Regions from separate parts of the Homo sapiens genome. Here region 2 is linked to region 1. A link is a loop called in an ENCODE intact Hi-C map of the cell type or tissue named here. Cell type or tissue: K562. All regions are shown on one strand. Each heading gives the region's core, and the rest is flanking DNA. Links, peaks and the distances in the headings are about the cores only.

Region 1 (9,549 bases), core at 888-8,887:
TTCTGAAAGGCAGATGGGGTGGGGTATCAGTGCTGGAAACAATAGCCAGGGACAGTGTGGGGGAAGGCACAGTGGGGAGAACATGGGAAAGAACTGGAAACTGCCAGGCCAGGCGTGGTGGCTCATGCCTGTAATCTCATCATTTTGGGAGGCCAAGGTGGGCAGATCACCTGAGGTCAGGAGTTCGAGACCAGCCTGGCCAACTTGGTGAAACCCCATCTCTACTAAAAATACAAAATTAGCTGGGCATGGTGGTACGCGCCTGTAATCCCAGCTACTCAGGAGGCTGTGACAGGAGAATGGCTTGAACCCAGGGGCAGAGGTTACAGTGAGCTGAGGTCATGCCACTGCACTGCAGCCTGGGTGACAAGGAAACTCCGTCTCAAAAAAAAAAAAAAAAAAAAAAAAAGAAAAGAAAAGAAAAAAAAGAACTGGAAACTGCCAGAAATCCATCCATTTTGGCTGACACATAAAAGTGACAAGGGAATGGGACAAAATGAGACCAGGGAGATTTAGGCCTAAAATACTGGATTCATCTCTTAAGGCCATCACAGCAAACTTGCAGGGATTTAAAATATCAGAAATTTAATTTACTCTCTCACAGCTCTGAAGGCTAGACATCTGCAATCAAGGTGAGGTGCCAGCAGGGCCACACTCCCTCCAAAGACTCCAGGGAGAATCCTGCCTTGCCCCTTCCAGCTCCTGGTGGCTTTCAGCAGTCCTTGGCTTGTGGCAGCCTCTCTCCAGGCTCTGCCTCCATCTTCACACAGCTTCTGCCCTGTGTTTCTCTCTCTGTGTCCTCTTGTCTTCTTATTAAGGATGCCAGTCATTAGATTTAGGGCCCACTCTAACTCCAGGAAGTATTAGTGTGTTTTCACACTGCTGATAAAGACATACCCAAGACTGGGTAATTTATAAAGAATAAGAGGTTTAATGGACTTGCAGTTCCACGTGGCTGGGGAGGCCTCACAATTGTGGTGAAAGGCATGTCTTACATGGTGGCAGGCAAGATAGAGCTTGTGCAGGGGAACTCCCCTTTATAAAACCATCAGATCTCGTGAGACTTACCCTCACGAGAACAGCATGGGAAAGACCCACCCCCATGATTTAATTACCTCCTACCAGTCCCTCCTACAACATGTGGGAATTATGGGAGCTATAATTTGAGACTTAGGCGGGTACATGGCCAAACCATATCAGACATTATCTCAGTCCTTACCATAATTACCTCTGCAAAGACCCTATTTCTATAAAGGTCACATTCACAGAGGCCTGGGGTTAGGACTTGGACCCATCTTTCAGAGGGACAGTATTCGACCCACTACCAATATTTTCCCACAGCGTTTCCAAAACTAACCTGTTTTGGAGGCTGAGGACCCTGGGAAGTCCTCTGTTGGCAACATGCTTGAGCAAACAAATGATAACAACAAAGGGCTTGTCCAGGCTCTAGAAACATCACCTGATTATTAAACAGGCTCCATCCTGTGGCTGGGTGCCATGTAGAAGACCACTAGGCCAACAGGAATGTCACTCAGACAAGGCCTCCAAACCCATATGTTGCCCCTCACCACTTTTCTTAGTTGTGCTTCCATTGATGAACACTACAGCTAAAATCAGGATCCCAAAATAAAAACCCCAAAAGGATCTAGAATATTTAGGAAAATCATCTTTGAGTTAGAAAACATCCTCCGTGTTTGGTCTCGATCTGTCTTTTGTTAGGTCCGTCCTCCTTGCCACTTAACACTTTCCTTTGCACCTCTTCCTGACACCAACAGACACCATGCAAGCCCCCAGTGAGGGGGCCTTCCTCAGTCAGCCTGGGGGAAGCATGAATTAGCTGAGAAGAGGACTAGCCTCTTCTGAATGGCATGCTAAATCACTCCTCATCTTTTTCCAGTCTATGCTACATTTAGACTGACTTTTCTTTCTGTCTTCTAAAGGGCCATGCATTATGGATGAGAACTATTTCTTATTCAGCAGCCGAGAATCACTCTTCTATCAAAAACATCTCTTTCACTGCATTCTCAGATATCAAAGCCCCTCTCTGAACTCAGCGTTTCCTGGCCTGGTTCCCTGAAGGGGTCTGTTGGACAATGCTCTTGAGTGACAAATGTTTGAAATGTAAAATGCACAGGCGAACACACTCCCGCTGTGAATCCACACCGCATTCTTGCTGAAGATGGTGAACTCCACGCATCATGGGACCCCTGGAGTTATGGTCATTCTCACCTGAGAGAAGGGGGTCATTTCAAACCTTAGAACAAGTCATTTCTGTCCCGGGTGGATTGGAATGTATTGAAATTTCTGCTCCTGACTCTGCTTGGCATGTTCGTTCATACACTTGCCCCCTCCTCTTTCTTTCTTCTCCTAACCCTGCTTTAAAATAAGGGGGAATGAAACAAAAGAGAACCACCGCTGGAAAGAAATGGTCCCAAGATAGCAACAGTAATTACCTAGGGTAATTTTCTTCTTCTATTTCTAAATTTCTATGATTAACATATATTAGCTAGTTTTACTAGTGAGCTACTTTTTTTAAAACCTCCTTTAAAACTCTACTCATGGAGACATGGAGACGGGGAAGCATGCACAAATTGTTAATTACTGCATTGTGAGTTTTTCCTCGTTACGATGAAAAAATCACAATACTAATACTGATCATTAATACTTACTGAGCACTATGTCCCAGACACTGCTTTATATCCCTTGAATGTATTATCTCTGTGAATTCCCTATAAGATAGGTGCTACGACAATCCCCACTTTACAGATGAGAGAACTGGGGCACAGAGAGATTGAAGGACTTTTTCAAGATCACCCAGCTGCACCTGCTGGAGCTGGGATTTGAAACCAAAGGCTCTTAGTCGACATCCCTGGCAATAGCCAGCACCAACCTGTCTGCCAGATTTTGACAGCAGACACTCCCTTCCCCAGAAAAGCCTCCCTGGCTGATGCTGTGAGGACAGAGATGAGCCTTCCCCCACGGAACCTGGCCCAAATAGCCTATTTGTAAGCCAAGTAAATGATGGTTGCTATTTAAGCCCCTAAATTTTGGAGTGGTTTGTTAATGGGCCATGGATCATGGGAGCAATGGCTAGACTCAGGCAGCCCAGGAAATCTTCCCGGGCCTCCTGAGGGCAGGGGAGGTTCTCTGCCCTGGGCAAGGGTGCTCTCTCAGCACAGGGGCCAAGCAGTCTCTTGCTGCAAGCGACCAGGGCAGCAAAGATTGCTGATCTCATTCACAGCAGGACAGTGTGGGGAGGCAGGATTCATGACAGGCGTGTCCACAATCCAGCTGGGAGGGTGGAGAAACAGGTTGTCCCGCGCGGGTTGGAAGTCACATCCTCGCTGCAAGGCACTTCCTAGCTGAAGCAATCATTGCCGGGATTGCCTCAGCTATTGTTTCTTTTCCCTTTCTCCATCTGGTTAACTCTCTTTAAGTAGGCATTAGTAGTGTCCTCCCCTCCTCCCCCTGGCTCTCTCTCTCTCTCTCCCGTCCTCTCCAAATTGGAACCAGCAGCAAATCCTATCAGCACTCCCTTCAAAATGTATTCACCACCTTCCTCCCTGGTCCCAACCACCGTCCTGTCTCACCCGGATTGTTGCGGTCACCTCCTCACGGGTCTCTCTGCTCCTGCCTTGCAGTTTATCCTCCACAAGCAGCCAGGGACATCCTATCGGAACGCAGGTCAGATTATATCAGAGCCCCACAGTGGCTCTCTCTCACTCAATGTCCTTCTGGTGCCCCAAGACCCTGTGAGACCCAGCCGCCTTTTCCCCTCCCACCCCTTGCTCCCTCTGCTCCCGCCACCCAGGCGTCCTCGCTGTTTCTTGCACGTTCAGGTGCCCTCCACTGCAGGACCCTTGCACTTGCTACCTCCCTTTTCTGAAATGAGCTTCCCCTAAATATCTCACAGCTCTTCTCCTTTCTTCACATTGTTACTTCAGCCAACTTCTCAGTAAGTTTGTCCTTCCCACCCACTCCAAAACTTCACCTCACCTCAACACTTCATGTTCTACTTATGTTTTCTCCCTAGCATCATTTGACACTCTATAGATTTTGCTTATCTTCTTTAAATAAAGAGTAAATACTTCTTTTTGCTTATCTTCTTTAAATAAAGAGTAAATACTGTCTCCCCCACTAATAAATCATGCCCATGAGGGCAGTGATTTTTATCTGTTTTGTTCACTGCTGCATCCCTAGCACCTGGGACAGAGCCCGGCACTTAATAAGTGCTCAATAAATATTTGTTGCACACATGATTGGAGTCCTTCAAGACTTAGCCTAGGCCTCCATTGCTCTAGAAAGCCCTTCTTATGAATACGCACCCCTGCTTCCATCCTGGGGTGCGCATTCATCAGAATTAAAGTCATCGTCACCCTCATCATTGTCCCTGGCACTTACTGTGACCTCAGGCCATGCCTTGTGTTAAGCTCCTTATGTTCAAATTGCCAGATTAAATACAGGGTACCCAGTTAAATTTGAATTTCATACGATAATTCATAATTTTTTTTAGAGTAAGTATGTCCCATGCAATATTTGGTACACACACTTTAAAAAATCGTTGTTTATCAGACACCTTAAACCCAGGTGTCCTGTATTTTGATTTGCCGAATCTGGCAACCTTACTTATTGTAGACATTATCTTGTTTGGGCATCATGAGGTATGGATTATGATTGCCATTTTATAGTCTAGGGCAGGCGGTGTCGTGGGGCAGCGGGGCTGGTGGTGGGAGAGAGAAACTGGGAGAGCTTTGTAACGCAGCCAGAGAGTGTTCCGTAAAACCTGGGAACACAAAAACAAAAAGTCGGAACTGTCTGCAATTTCAAATGAAGCAATAAAAAAGAAGTAACAAGAGCGTCTTAAATCCAAGGAAGGAGAAATGAGCCTCCGCTCCTGAAAAATAGATGAAATAGAGACTTCGGGAAAAACGGATCTTCTCTTGTTGAAGATGAAATGCACCTTCCACAAGAACTACCTAGGCTTTGGGTGGGGGTTGGGGGAGGTGGGTCCATGCCACCAAGAGGACCCCAAGGAGAACAGCGTAATGGGCTTTCAGAGCCCCAGGCAGGCCCCCAGTGCGGCAGCGTGCTTCACCTTCCGGAGAGGCTGCCGTGCACGGGCTCAGGCGCGCCACCTGCAGGACGGATGGAGCATGGCGCTCCTGGGTTGTCAGTCACACCCTCGCTAAACCTTGCACCCTCCTGCTAACCAGCAATGACAATCCATACTCTTTAATTAAATGCAAAAAGTCCCCCCACAGCCCGAGCACCCTTCCTGCGCCGGAAGTTCCCTAAGATGTAAGTTTCCTCTTTTTCAGCAGTTTTCACACCACCTGGAATATGCGTTGTATTTCCCTATTTGATTAACGTCTCTCGGTCCCCTCACCTCCCATAGGACACTCCACAGTGGCAGGGATTTTTGTAAGTCCTGTTCATTGTCACATCCCCAGTATCTAAAACAGTTTCTAGCATGTGAAAAACACCCCATGAATATATGTTGAACGAATGAATGAGTACAGCTTCCTGCCATGTCCTTAAAGGAAAGAGGCAAGCCCTCTTTTTTTTTTCTCCCCTTTCCCCATCCCACTGGCTGGAGTTTCTGACTTGGCAATGGTGTCTGGGTCCATACAGATAAGGGCAACCCCTAGGAATGGTGGAGCAATGGACTAGCAAGTGCCTGCTTCCTTGGCACTAGGGACTCCAGACCAGCCCTGGACTACTTACTCCTGTGATTTGAGAGAAAATGAGTGTACCTAGCTCAAGCCATTGCTGTTTGGAGCATCTGACCTTAAAAAAGTTATTGCAACATCCCGCAAGAGGTGCCATGTTGTATACACCCAGAAGAGTGAGTGCTGGATTCTGCATGGGGTGGGCATCAGAGAAAGACCCCAGACAATGTGATGACTGGATCTTGATAAATGGGCAAAGGAGGTGATGGCATCCCCAGCAGAGGACACAAACCATGCAAAGGTCTCAAAGCATGTGAGGCCACCTTCTGTGCAGGGACTAGCAAGCCAAACTATGGATTGCTGGGGCAGGGTAGATAGGTGAGATACACAGCTGGCTGCAGGCAGGGTCTCATTTGAAGCCTTGAGCAGGCTCAGCTTCAGGCAGTGTGATTTCTGGCTCCAGATGTGCTGGCCTGGGTGAAAGTTCTGTGGGCTCCCTCTTGCATGGAAACTGATAAGCCCTGAGATTCGGGTTTGAGGAGAAGGTGGCCCTTTGGGTATCTGGTCCCTTGCATCTCACCTGGCAACTGAGTTACCAGAGAGGAACTGGAAACCAAAGCCACCTGATCCCTCCACTAGCAGGGCTTTGTTCCCTGCCTCTCTCAAAGAGGTCACATACCTGGAGAGGACCTGGGGACTCAGAAGTAACCTGGCCATCCCACCACCAGCAGTCATTTCTGTCTCCCTCTCATTTCCAAATCCACCTTTGTCAGTCTCCAACCTCACACTGCCTTCTGGCTGTGTAAGGGGCATGCAGATTCTCAGCTAACCACATGACCTGACTTTTTGTTCAGGAAATACAATTATTCTACCTATAATCTCCAGAAAGAAATTTTAATGTTCTTATAATGGTTTGAGTCCAAAGAGCTCAGGAAGAACTTATACTTAGCCCGCTAAAAACAAGTGACCAAAATGGCCTGGGAGATGTCACATGATAGCCCTACCCAAGAGCATCTTTTGTTCTTTAAAATGTGCTTTTCAGTGTACATTCTGGGGGAGAATTGGCCTGGTTCCTGAAATCCTGCTCTAATTATATATAATTTTTATAAATATAGTAATTACAACTCACTATGCCTTGCAGTTTAAATTGAATTGGATTTTTATGGAAGCAGGAGAATTAGGAGGAAAGCATTCTAGCATCTTTGAATTTATTGACCTCACTCCTCATAAGGAAACTGGCTGTTAGCATCTCAAAGACATATCCAGAAACCACTGCCCCTTTGGTGGCCACTTGGGAGTAGAAAAGAAAAGTTCTGCCAACCTCAGAAATCCAAACTTAGAGAACAGACATTATAGTGTGGTGGCTGGCCTATAGTTCATTTCCTACCTGTCAATGGATTTTGTTTGTTCAACATTTTAAAGTTAGAAAATTTCACATAAAAATCTGAATTTTTAGCCTCTATTGACATCTCAAAGTCCATGTTATGCTGAGCCTGTGTTCCCATCTAATATGAGTAGTTCTTTATACCAGTGTGAGAATAGACTAATAACAGTGTGAGAAGGGATTAATACAGAAGATTGGTACCAGGAGTGGCGTAGTCATCAGATTTCATCTTGATAGTCCAGGTCAATTACCCCAGCCAACACTGTAAGTCCCCTCTTAGCCTGTTGACTTAGAGGCAGGAAGAGCCCAAAGTGGCTAGGCAGCAATCTTAACTTCCAGTTTAATGGAATCATTGTTGTGTCTCCTGGTGGCAGCATTCCTCCCTCTGGAACTAAGACCTCTAGGCCAGCAGAACATAATGTCGTGGTAACAAGCAGCAAAAATTTTGCTAGTGGGTTCCTTGGGGTGATGGTGAGTGGGGCCACTTCCATTTCTACCCCTTGATTCCTGGACCCATGAATCCTGGCTATGGGAGAAAAGTACCATATAAGATGCTGAATGTTAACAGCCAAGACAATAGGGGAAATGCCTCCAGGGCATGTCAGAGACCTTTGAGGCAGCCCCTCCCATCACAGGCTTGGAGGCCTGGGGGAAGACATGGTTTCCTGGGGCAGGACCAGGGCCCTGCTACTGTGGGTAGCCTCAGGACATGGTATCCTGCATCATGGCCACTTCAGCTCCAGCCATGGCTAAAAGGAGCCAAGGTACAGCTCAGGCTGCTGCTCCAGAGGCTACAAGCCCTAAGCCTTTGCAACTTCCATGTGGTGTTAAGCCTGTGAGTGTGCAGAGGGCAAGAGTTGAGGCTTGGGAGCCTCCACCTAGATTTCAGAGGATGTATGGAAATGCCTAGATGTCCAGGCAGAAGTCTGCTGCAGGGGTGTAGCCCTCATGAGAACTTCTACTAGGGCAATGAGGAAGGGAAATGTGGGGTTGGAGTCCTCACACAGAGTCCCCACTGAGGAACTGCCTAGTGGAGCTGTGAGAAGATGCAAGACATGTAGTCAAAGTCCTTTCCACCTTGCCTCGTCTCAGATGAGACGCTGGACTTGGACTTTTGAGTTAATGCCGAAATGAGTTAAGTCTTTGGGGAACTTTTGGGAAGGCATACTTGTGCTTTGAAATGTGAGAAGGACATGAGATATGGGAGGAGCCAGGGGTGGAATGATATGGTTTGACTCTCTGTCCCCACCCACATCTCATGTTGAATTGTAATCCCGCGTATTGGAGGTAGGGTCTGGTAGAGGACTGGATCATGGAGGTGGTTTCTAATAGTTTAGCCCTATCTCCTAGTACTGTCTCAGGATACAGTTTTCACAAGACCTGGCTATTTAAAAGTGTATAGCACTTCCCCTTTCACTCTCTCTTCCTCCTGCTCCTGCCAAGGAGATGTGCCTGCTTCCCCTTCACCTTCTGCCCTGATTGTAAGTTTCCTGTGGTCTCTCAGTCATGCTTTCTGTGCAGCCTGTGAAACTGCAAGTCAATTAAACGTCTTTTATTTATAAATTACCCAGTTTTAGGGAGTTCTTTATAGCAGTGTGAGAATGGACTAATATACCATCTGACAAGAATGGGCTGAAATCAAGGGATAGCTGTACCTTTCAGACAAGGTATTTTGGTTTCTGCTTTGCCACCCCTCTTGCTACTCCTTATTGCCTCTCTAGCTCTGCCCATTGTCAATACTCTTCGTATTCTTAAGGTAGAGAGGTCATTCTCTGCATCCATGTCTTCATCAGAAGTGGGAAAATGTAAGATTGTGGGCCAAATATTTCCAGAAAATGGGGTACATTTTATAAGTCTCGTGATTGTGATAAACATGCCTGTATTTTTATGAACTCAAAATATCTCTGCATCAATCTGATCCAGCATCTTTACTTGTGTATCATGCTTTGCTTGGTCCTAGTAGGCATGAGAATGTGTTATGCCTTCTTCTGTAGATTACATTATGGTTCTCAGTTCATCACCATTCCCTCTGTCCATGTGACTTTGCTGTCCCTCCACTTGAAGAGGAGGGTATTTTCCCACCCTTTGACCTTGGGCTTAGCCATGTGCCCTGCTTCAGCCAGTAGGACTTGGGCAGATGGAACACAGGCAGAGGCCAGAGCAGTTAGCCTTCTGTTTCTGGATTTTTGCCATTGCTGTGACATATAAACTTCCAAGTAGCTGCTGGTTCAAAAAGAAAGCAGCTTGGAGCCAAGGCCAAAAGAACATAGCCTTGGTCAGGCAACCCACAGACACCTGAGCAAGAATAAATATTCATTCCTATAAGTCACCAAATTTTGGAAGGGTTTATTATGCAGTAGCATTGTGACAATAGTTGACTTAGTCATTTGCTATAATAGAATCTCATAATACCCCATTAAGTTAGTGACCTAGACCTTTGAGGCCCCAAAATAAAAGATTTCTTTTCCTTTTTGAAATCTTACAATGTTGCGGGCT
Region 2 (9,549 bases), core at 1,086-9,085, 230 kb after region 1:
GCTGAAATTAGTCAAATCAGCCAACCCTAAACCTGCTCACCCTGTCCCGTGCCCATTCCTCTCCACAGAAACCACTGTAAACACTCTTGCCCATACTCTCCCCACCTCCTAACTGGCCTTGGTGTGCCCCTGTGTGTCTCAGCTCCATGGTGTGGCATGCCACCCTCCTCTTGGGAACTGTGAGTAGCAAACTATCTTTTCAATAGCAGTCCTCACCAGATATGTTAGCCTCACCAAACCTGAATGAAACCAAACCTAAATTTTAAAACACCCAGCCCCCTTACCCTACTTTATCCTTTTCTAAAATCCGTATTATCAACTGACACATTAAATACATATTTGCGGCCAGGCGCAGTGGCTCACGCCTGTAATCCCAGCAGTTTGGGAGGCCGAGGCGGGCAGATCAGTCGAGGCCAGGAGTTCAAGACCAGCCTGGCCAATATGGTGAAACCCATCTCTACTAAAAATACAAAAATTAGCCAGGCATGGTGAGGTGCACCTGTAGTCCCAGCTACTCGGGAGGCGGAGGCAGGAGAATCGCTTGAACCTGGGAGGCAGAGGTTGTAGTGAGCAGAGATTGCACCACTACGCTCCAGCCTGGGCGACAGAGCGAGACTCCATCTCAAAATGTAAATACACAAAATAAATAAATAAATACCTATTTGTTTTTGGTTTCCTCTCCTCAATTGATGATCAGCTCCATGGTCGGCTTATAGTTGGTGCTCAATAAATATTTGCAGGATAAGTGAATCTGTGAATCCCTTACTTCTGTCCAGAGCACTCCAAAATACTTACATGCATCAGCCATATTTGTTCACATATACGGTGGCATGAATTTTATTAAGATCCATGCCTATTTACAGATGCCACAATTATGGCAGGCAAACAACTCCTCCCCCAACAGATCACCTAATGATTTCTGCTGGGAAACAGCCTCCAACGTGTGAGGTTAGTCCTCCATCAACATTCTTGTATTTTGAATCAAATGTATGAAAAGATACAGCGGGACTTGTGTTTGCAATCACAAAACACAGCCTGAAAGATTTCTTATTTCTTTTCAGAAAGGAGTGTGCCTTTCACCCAAATGACCTGTAAAAGTCCAAGCTCAATTTGTTGAAATAAATGTAAAACCACCAACTGGTCTTGTTTAAAAAAAAAAAAAAAAAGCAAAAATGCCAGGACTATCTCCTGGGTCTGTGTTATTTGGTAGCTGTCGTTATTCTACCACATTTGTAATTGAGACTCAACAAAGTAGTAACAAGTCCATTTAACAGGGGGCCAGAATGGCTGCTAAATGTACGGAGGCTGCTTCTCCATCAAGATGATTAAATGGGAAATGCCTCACCTTAGAAGCTCAGGGGTCTTTTGCAATTGCCATAAAAATTACTCAGCAGTGGCACTCAACCACCCTGTCTGGAGACTGTCATGGGGAAGGGAGGGGAGGCAGTGGAAATAAAGCGAGACCTTTGTTCTGTTGCCCTCTGCTATTGAATCTCATCCCATCCAAGCTGCTGGGCTGTGGTTGGCTTTCAACAGAGACTAAATTGGGAGGTTCAGCTGAAAGCAAATCTCTGATTGATAGTCTTCCAGGAAAGACTTCCAGTAGACCTATCAGCCTCCTCCACAAGCCCAAAGCAACAGCTGGTGTTTGCCCAGAATCTCGGGGCAGGGTCTGGGAGAGCGATGAGTGTGTCTCTGCAGGAGGACCTGCCCATCTCTCCTACGCAATTCTCACATACTCACCTGCAGGAACCAGGGAAAGATCTAGAGGGGAAACAAGTAAAACCCCTTATGTCTGCAGAATTGTTATCTGCACTGGGACTTCTGGATACCCTGGTGCTTGGAGGGCAGACTCTGCTGGCTGCCTGCAAGAAACCTGTTCACCCTTCTTCCCCACAAACAGGCCCTTCGTTTGTCCCAGGTTTCAGTGTGCTCAGTCCCAGCGTTTATGCCAACTGAGGTAATCCCATTCCCTTTACCAGTGAGTCATCAGGGATGAGAAGTGACCCAGTCTCGGCTAATAAGACCTTAGAGGAAGCTGGCCTGAGATCACTAGGTGCTGGGGAAACTTTCCCTCTGTAAACAGCAAGCCTTTGCACCCCTTTCTGCCTTGGGTGCTTTTGAGAGAGGACAAGGGTCGAAGAAGCTGTGGGGACCCTGCCCGGTGCACCCAGCAGCCCCCTTCTGTGTTGTCATAACTCCCAGCAGCCTCTTCTCTGACAGGAACCAAAGCATCCAGAGATGCCTGGGATGTCAAGTCCCCACCTCACCAGGGCAGCTCATGGCAATGACTGATGGCCACAGGGGGGCAAGTCTTCAGACCCCGCCTCAAGGTGGAGCTTAGTCTGCAACTCTGATCACACTTGGTGCTCCCTGGGGATGAGGCTCCAGCGAAGCTCCCGCTGAGACCACATCTTTGCTTCACTTCTTCCCCTGCCCCATCCTGCCTCCCTCCTCCTTTACAGGATTCTCCTAAGAGCACTCCCTCAATTCACAGCATTCACTTGAATCCTCACCTAACATGCACATGAAACCCCACCCCACCCAAATCCCCAGCTAGGGGATTTGCAGAGAGTCTGACCCAAGATGACAAGAGCTGTATCTGGATAGTCACACTTGTGACTGGAGACAGCCAGTGGGAGGAAGGAAACCTAACATGCTAAGGGTGGTGGATCTGAGGATGCAAAGAGCCTACTGGGTCCGTGAAGATAGCATTGAGCTGCTGAACTCACCCAGATACTGCCCACCTCCAGACAATGCTTGTCTCTAGGATTTTAGCTACTGCTAATGAGGGAGACCAACTACCTTAGTTTGCCCAGGACTAAGAGAGTTTCCCAGGATGCTTCATCTCACATTTAATATTTCACGTGAAAATTAGAAAAGGCATACAAAAACCAGGATGAGTTGCTCACCCTACTGCTAGTCAGGCATTCTCCGCTTGTAGCCAGAGGCATAGCCAGATGATGTGAGTATGACCCCCATTTTATAGCCGGAGAAAGGCAGACACAAGAAGCCAAGTGAGCTGAGCACCAAGGATTGCAGTGGCTCCCACCCACAATCCCAGCACTTTGGGAGGTGGAGGCAGGCGGATCGCTTGAGGCCTGGAGTTTGAGACCAGCCTGGGCAACATGGCAAAACCCTGTCTCTACAAAAAATATAAAAAGGAGCCAGGTGTGGTGGTGTGCACCTGTAGTCCCAGCTCTTGGGGAGGCTGAGGCGGGAGGATCACCTGAGCCCAGGGAGGTCGAGGCTGCAGTGAGCCTTATTGCACCACTGCACTCTAGCGTGGGCAAGAGTGAGACACTGTCTCAAAAAAAAAAAAAAAAAAAAAAAGAAGCAAAGTGTTGTTATGCAACTACATAGCCAGTTAGAGGCTGGAATTCGTAATCCAATCTTTTGACCAATCCAGGGCTCTTTGTACAACAACACTCATTTCATGAAGGAGGAGCTATTAGGCCCAGGCACAACACTGACTACCAACTTTAGTGGGTGCTGTATTTGCTCTCCCCAGCATCCATTTCCTGAGTATCTGGTGATGGGCACTGTGACGGAAACTCTAGTGGCCCATCCAACCATCCACTTCCCCCTTTCTCCTTAGTAACAGAGCCCCAGTTTTATCCAGGCACACTGCCACTGGTAATAAAGACTGTACTTTCCAGTCTCCTTTACAACAAGGTGTGTACAGATGAATAAGTCCTGGCCAGGAATTTGTAAGCAAAGTCTCGCAGGGAACTTTGAGAAGCCTCCTTAGAGGAGATGGCCCTTTTTTTTCTTCCTGTTACTGGAACATAGATGTGATTGCTGGATCTCCAATAGCCCTCTTGGACCATTCATTAGGTGACCACAAGGATAAAAGACAAGGACTGAGGGTGGGAGAACAGAAAGATGGGAGCCTGGGTCCTTGAGGACACTTTAGAGCTACCAGTCTTAGACTCCTTCCTCAAAATGGGTGTGGGGATTTTTATAGGCCCAAACAGCAAAGACTCTCTCTCTCTTCCTCTGGGAATACAGAGTCAAGGAATAGAGAGAAAAAAACTAGGTTCTAATGACAACGATAAGTCCCTAGATCCAGCAGTTCCTGAAGACATCCCTTTTCTTGAACTGTTTAGTCATGTTATCTGATAAATTCTCTTTTTACTTAAATTAGTGGGGTTGGGTTTCTGTAATTTTTACTGGCTGATACATACCCAAATCCAAATTAGAAGTCCAGGCAGCGTCCTGTGAACTTCAGCATTTTGCCTTCTGGCCTATCGACACCCTTTACAATAACAGTGTCTTAAACCTGGACTTAGCAGTCTCATCGGCCAAGCACATGGGTCTTTAGGCAGAGACAATCCACAAAATTTTCTTAATTTCGTGGTTTGCTTTCAAGACAGAATAAATTGAGAGATCCAGCAGTCACATCCGTGTTCCAGTAACAGGAAGAACAGAGAAGGGCCCTCTCTCCCACTTGAAGGAGCCACACTGAACAGCCACATACTATTATGTGAGTGGGACAAGCTAGAGCAGCAGAAAGTACGACAAGTGCTGGGACAAACAGAAGGAACGTGGGCTTTGGAGCCAGAGAACTTCAAATTTGATTCCTTGACAAGCCACTGCCTTGCGGTGTGACCCTGGGCAAGTTATTGAACCTCCCTGAACTTCTAGTTCATCCTCTTTAAAAAGGGAACAATAACATCCTCCCTGTTGGAGTGATGTGAAGATTACATGAAACAAAGCAGTACAGAAAGCACCAAGTATCTGGGCCATAGTAAGTGCTCAATAAATAGTAACTATTGTTAATAACGTCACACAAGAACTCAACAGCAACAATGAAAAGGGTCTGTTCAATTAATAGCATACGTAAGATAATGGAATATGCTTTAGCCTTATTTTGTATAACATTTCAAGGGACTTTCACACATTCCTCATTTGCCTGCAAGGCGCGGCTAATTACAAATGCATTCTCACACTTCGCTACAACAGACTTGGCAGCACCACAATTCGGAGATCTTTTCATTAGCAGTTAGGTAATGAATGTGGGGGAACTGCACTGTTGTACAATTACTCGGCATACAGATTGCATCCCTGCTTTCTCCCACCGTGGCTGCCAGAATCCCTGAGCCAGGTGGACGAGTGGCTTCCACTCTGCTGCCAGCCAGCACTGAGTGGTATGATGCACTGGAGCCCGTGCCTGGATCCTGCTTCTACCACACACTAGCTGGGTGGCCTTGAGCTAGTTACTTAACTTCTCTGAGCATTGTTTTTCTCATCTGGAAAATGGAGATGATCACTTTCCTCTGAGGGCTGCGTGAGGATGGAGAGAGAAGTAAATGAGATATGCAGCAAGGTGCCTGGCAAAGAGGATAAATACAGCAATGGTTTTTGTTTTGTTTTGTTTCTTTCCTAAAGCCATTATATTCAGCAGAACTATGTTTCCACATAGCAGAAAATCCAACTGGCTTCTGTACCAAAAAAACACTGGTGAGGGGGGTGGTTGGAGAGAGGTTATCTACAGGTTCACATAGCTGAAAAGCCCAAAGGTCCTGCCAGCTTCAGGGGCAGCTACACTGTGTCATGAGAAGTCAGTTTCTCTCCATCTCACAACTTCTGCCATGTTGGCTCCACCCTTGAGTTCCCTGTGGCGATTCTTGGCAGTTCAAGACTCTCCCCTCATGCTGACAACAGGGCTGCAGCAACCCAGCCTCTCATCTTCTCAAGTTCAAGTTCAATGGGAAAGCACAAGGTATCATTTGGGTAGCTCCTACCTAAGTCCTGGGACTCACTGTGATTGGAGCAGTTTAGACCGTGTGCCCATCCCTGAGCCAATCAGTGAGGCTATGAGAAGGCAGTGCTCTGATTGGCCAGGCCTTGGCCTATTGTCTGAAAGCGGATGAGGGATGAAAACAGTAGAGACCTAGGGGGTGTTCCTCTAGCGCCCTCTACTGAGAAAACTTAACACTGCACTCACTGTAAAGGAATGACGCTTAAAAGGAACTCCGCCCATTACGCAAAGCAGATATTGAAGGGTGACTTTGGAGCTGAGAGGCAATAAATTGATAGCTGACACACACCGTCAAGCCTGGCACTGTTGAGGCATCTGCCTGGTCAGGAGCTGCAGTCAGAGAGAAACTCACAGCTGCAGCCCAGAGCAGGGAGAGAACAGGGAGTAAATTTCCCAGCACCCATCTGCTGCTGGTATCTCCCGTTGCAAACTGAACCAGAAGGCCAAAGGCAGGGCCGAAGCCGGAAGGCAGGGCCCTTGAGTGATGCAATCCCTAAAGTCGGTCTCTCAGGGTAGAGAATGGGTCGGGGGAACAAACAGGTAATATCCAGCTCTGTAGGTACAATCATTATTCCTATTTCACAGAGGCGGCCCAGATAGGATGAGAAACTTGCCAAAGCCACAGCTGACCCAGTTCCACCATGGCTGAGCCGCCCAGTCCTGGAGCCATCCTTCCCAAGCAGCAGTGGGAGGGAGCAGGCCTGGAGGCAGTGCTCCTGCTCTCCAAAAGAACATTCCTAGAAGCTCAAATGCCAACATTGTCCCTTCCGGCAATTTCGACAAACCTGCCTCTACTTGCTCAGGAGAGAATGGGGTGGGGAGAAGTGAAGTGAGTTTTTATTTCAATCTCTTTCCAGCTGGTTGCACAGCAAGAGTTTTCCTCTTCCCTGGGACTGTCTTTCATTTGCACATTGACCAGGTTGCTGCGAGGTGAAAAGAAAGTGAGATAAAAGGAGAAGCAAAAAATGCAAAATGCAAACACATGGTACCCAAGCAGGAGGGACCAAGCAATTGAAAAACAAACTAAATAGCACCTGTGATGGGTGCTGTCTGCATGTGGTGTGTGTGGATTTTTCTTTTAATTTTTTTAAATAACTAGTGTGAGAGAATGTGTGTGGATTTTAAACAAAAATACATTCAGCAGCTGATTTTCACTGCAAGCCTGAGTCCTGGACAGTTCAGTGGAGGGAAAGCTGGCTTGTATTTGCCTTAGGAAATACAGATGTGCTTTTGGGGTGGTCACAACTTCTCTCTCCTAGTTATGGCCGGAAGTAGCTGGTTTGCAATGAGCCTGAGGGTGCTGTCAACTCTTGCTACTCAAATTGTGACCATGGACCAGCGACACCTATGCTACCTGGAAGCTTATTAAAAATGCAGATTCGGCTGAACACAGTGGCTCACGCCTGTAATCTCAGCACTTTGGGAGACCAAGGTAGGAGGATGACTTGAGGCCAGGAGTTCGAGACCAGCCTGGGCAACAGAGTGAAACCCCGTCTCTAAAATAATAATAATTAATTAATTAATTTAGTTTAAAGACAGAAATGTGGCCGGGCATGGTGGCTCACACCTGTAATCCCAGCACTTTGGGAGGCCGAGGGGGGCGGATCACAAGGTCAGGAGATCTAGACCACCCTGGTTAACACGGTGAAACCCCGTCTCTACTAAAAAAAATAAAAATACAAAAAATTAGCCCGGCGTGGCAGCGTGCGCCTGTAGTCCCAGCTACTCCGGAGGCTGAGGCAGGAGGATGCCATGAACCCGAGAGGCGGAGCTTGCAGTGAGCTGAGATCGCGCTGCTGCACTCCAGCCTAGGCGACAGAGTGAGACTCTGTCTCAAAAAAAAAAAAAAAAAACACAGAAATGCAGACTCTTAGTCCCCACCCCAGACCTGAGGGATGAGAGTCTGCATTTCCATAAGAATCCAGGTGATTGGTGCACACAGCGACATTTGAAAAGCTAGTATAAATCCACACTGGTGGGACCAGGAGCTGGCTGAGAGTAAGGTAAGGGAAGCTGAGTTTTTACTAGGATGACCAACCATTCTGGTTTTCCCAGGACATTCTTAGTTTTAGCACTCAACATCCTGTGCAAACCAGGATGATTGGTCATCCCTGCTACTGACCCAACCACCTCTGCCAGCTTCTGGGGCCCTGGTGCCTAAAATTCCCAGTGAGAAGACCCTGGCTCCCCGACTGACTAAGGCCTAACAGTCGGCTGGGTGTGGTGGCTCACACCTGTAATCCCAACACTTTGGGAGGCTGAGGTGGGAGGATTGCTTTGTTAGGAAAGTAAGAGCATAACAGGGCCAGAGTAACACCATTTTAAGTTCCGCTCCATTTGAGACTAGCAAAGCACATTCCTTGCTGGTCACCACCCATAGTCATGGGATGTTTATAGTAGAGGGAACAACTAAAGCTGCCTGCAAGGACATGCCCCTATAACAACAGAGAATCCAAATGTCCCAATACCCATAACAATATATGTTTTCTAAATAATAATAGTTATGCTTTGATGTACCCACCCAAAAATGTCAAGGATAGTTTCCTTTAACTCAATAGAATAATAAATTTTGTCATGCTGTCTGCTCACCCGCATGCAGGCATAGCTTAGTTTAGTCTTTGCATAAACAAGACCTCTATATAAGCAAAGCTTAGGCTGGGCATGGTGGCTCATGCCTGTAATCCTAGCACTCTGGGAGGCTGAGGCAGGACGATCACCTGAGGTCAGGAGTTCGAGACCAACATGGTGAAACCCCGTCTCTACTAAAAATACAAAAATTAGCCAGACGTGGTGGCATGCACCTGTAATCCCAGCACTTTGGGAGGCCTAGGCGGGTGGATCACGAGGTCAGGAGATCGAGACCATCCTGGCTAACACGGTGAAACCCTGTCTCTACTAAAAATACAAAAATTAGCCGGGCGTGGTGGCACACACCTCTAATCTCAGCTACTTGGGAGGCTGAGGCAGGAGAATGGCGTGAACCTCGGAGGTGGAACTTGCAGTGAGCTGAGATCGCGCCACTGCACTCCAGCCTGGGTGATAGAGTGAGACTCCGTCACAAAAAAAAAAAAAAAAAAAAGAGAGAGAGAGAGCAAAAAAGAAAGAAAGAAGAAAGAAAGAAAGAAAGAAAAAGAAAGAAAGAAAGAAAAAGAAAGAAAGAAAGAAGAAAGAAAGGAAGAAAGAAAAAAGGAAGGAAGGAAGGAGAGAGAAAGAAAGAAAGAAAGAAAGAAAGAAAGAAAGAAAGAAAGAAAGAAAGAAAGAAAGAAAGAAAGAAAGAAAAGCAAAGATGATGCATTCCTCTGCTTGCTTTCTGAGGACACCCTACTCTGTAACAGAGTAGCTTTCAGTAAACTCTTCCTCTCACTGCACTCTCCGACTCCCCTTGAATTCCTTCCTGTGCAAGATCCAAGAACTCTTCATTGGGGTCTGGATCAAGACTTCTTTGTCCAGTAACAGCTTGAGCCCAGGAGTTTGAGACCATCCTGGGCAACATAATGAAAACTCCTCTCTACAAATAATAAAAACAATTAGTCGGGCGTGGTGACATCTGTGGTCCCAGCTACTCAAGAGGCTGAAGTAGGAGGATGGCTTGATCTCAGGAGGTCGAGGTTGCAGTGAGCCATGGTCACACCCCTGCACTGCAGGCTGACCCTGTCTCAAAAAAATAAAAATAAAAAACATAAAGTCTAAGAGGTGTAGGGAGGCCTTGAGTTCTCTGTGGCTTGGTCCCAGCTCCCCTCCCCAGCCTCCTCCTTCTCTGCCTCTCCCTTCTCTCTTGGAAGCTC

Evidence for each region. Peaks named below come from ENCODE experiments on the same cell type or tissue, not always from the same donor. Only the 100,000 strongest peaks of a DNase experiment are listed, where the experiment ranks them.
Region 2: a loop joins it to region 1, with 3 times the contacts of the local background. A loop is called at or near these places in 5 of 110 quality-filtered maps.

Annotation. Positions count from the first base shown.
Region 1 is chr20:51,215,979-51,225,527 of GRCh38, reverse strand. No RefSeq gene overlaps it. Among named protein-coding and RNA genes, the nearest start is that of KCNG1, 200 kb to the right of the region's middle. RefSeq lists enhancers at 2,552-3,225, 3,226-3,900 and silencers at 5,050-5,099, 5,160-5,219. In K562, for the core only: a CTCF peak has its summit at 5,143 (motif pointing left); a DNase peak (open chromatin) is centred at 5,147; H3K27me3 peaks cover 912 bases.
Region 2 is chr20:50,989,554-50,999,102 of GRCh38, reverse strand. No RefSeq gene overlaps it. Among named protein-coding and RNA genes, the nearest start is that of KCNG1, 29 kb to the left of the region's middle. RefSeq lists enhancers at 5,697-5,991, 8,498-9,460. In K562, for the core only: a CTCF peak has its summit at 5,926 (motif pointing left); a DNase peak (open chromatin) is centred at 5,842; H3K27me3 peaks cover 2,192 bases.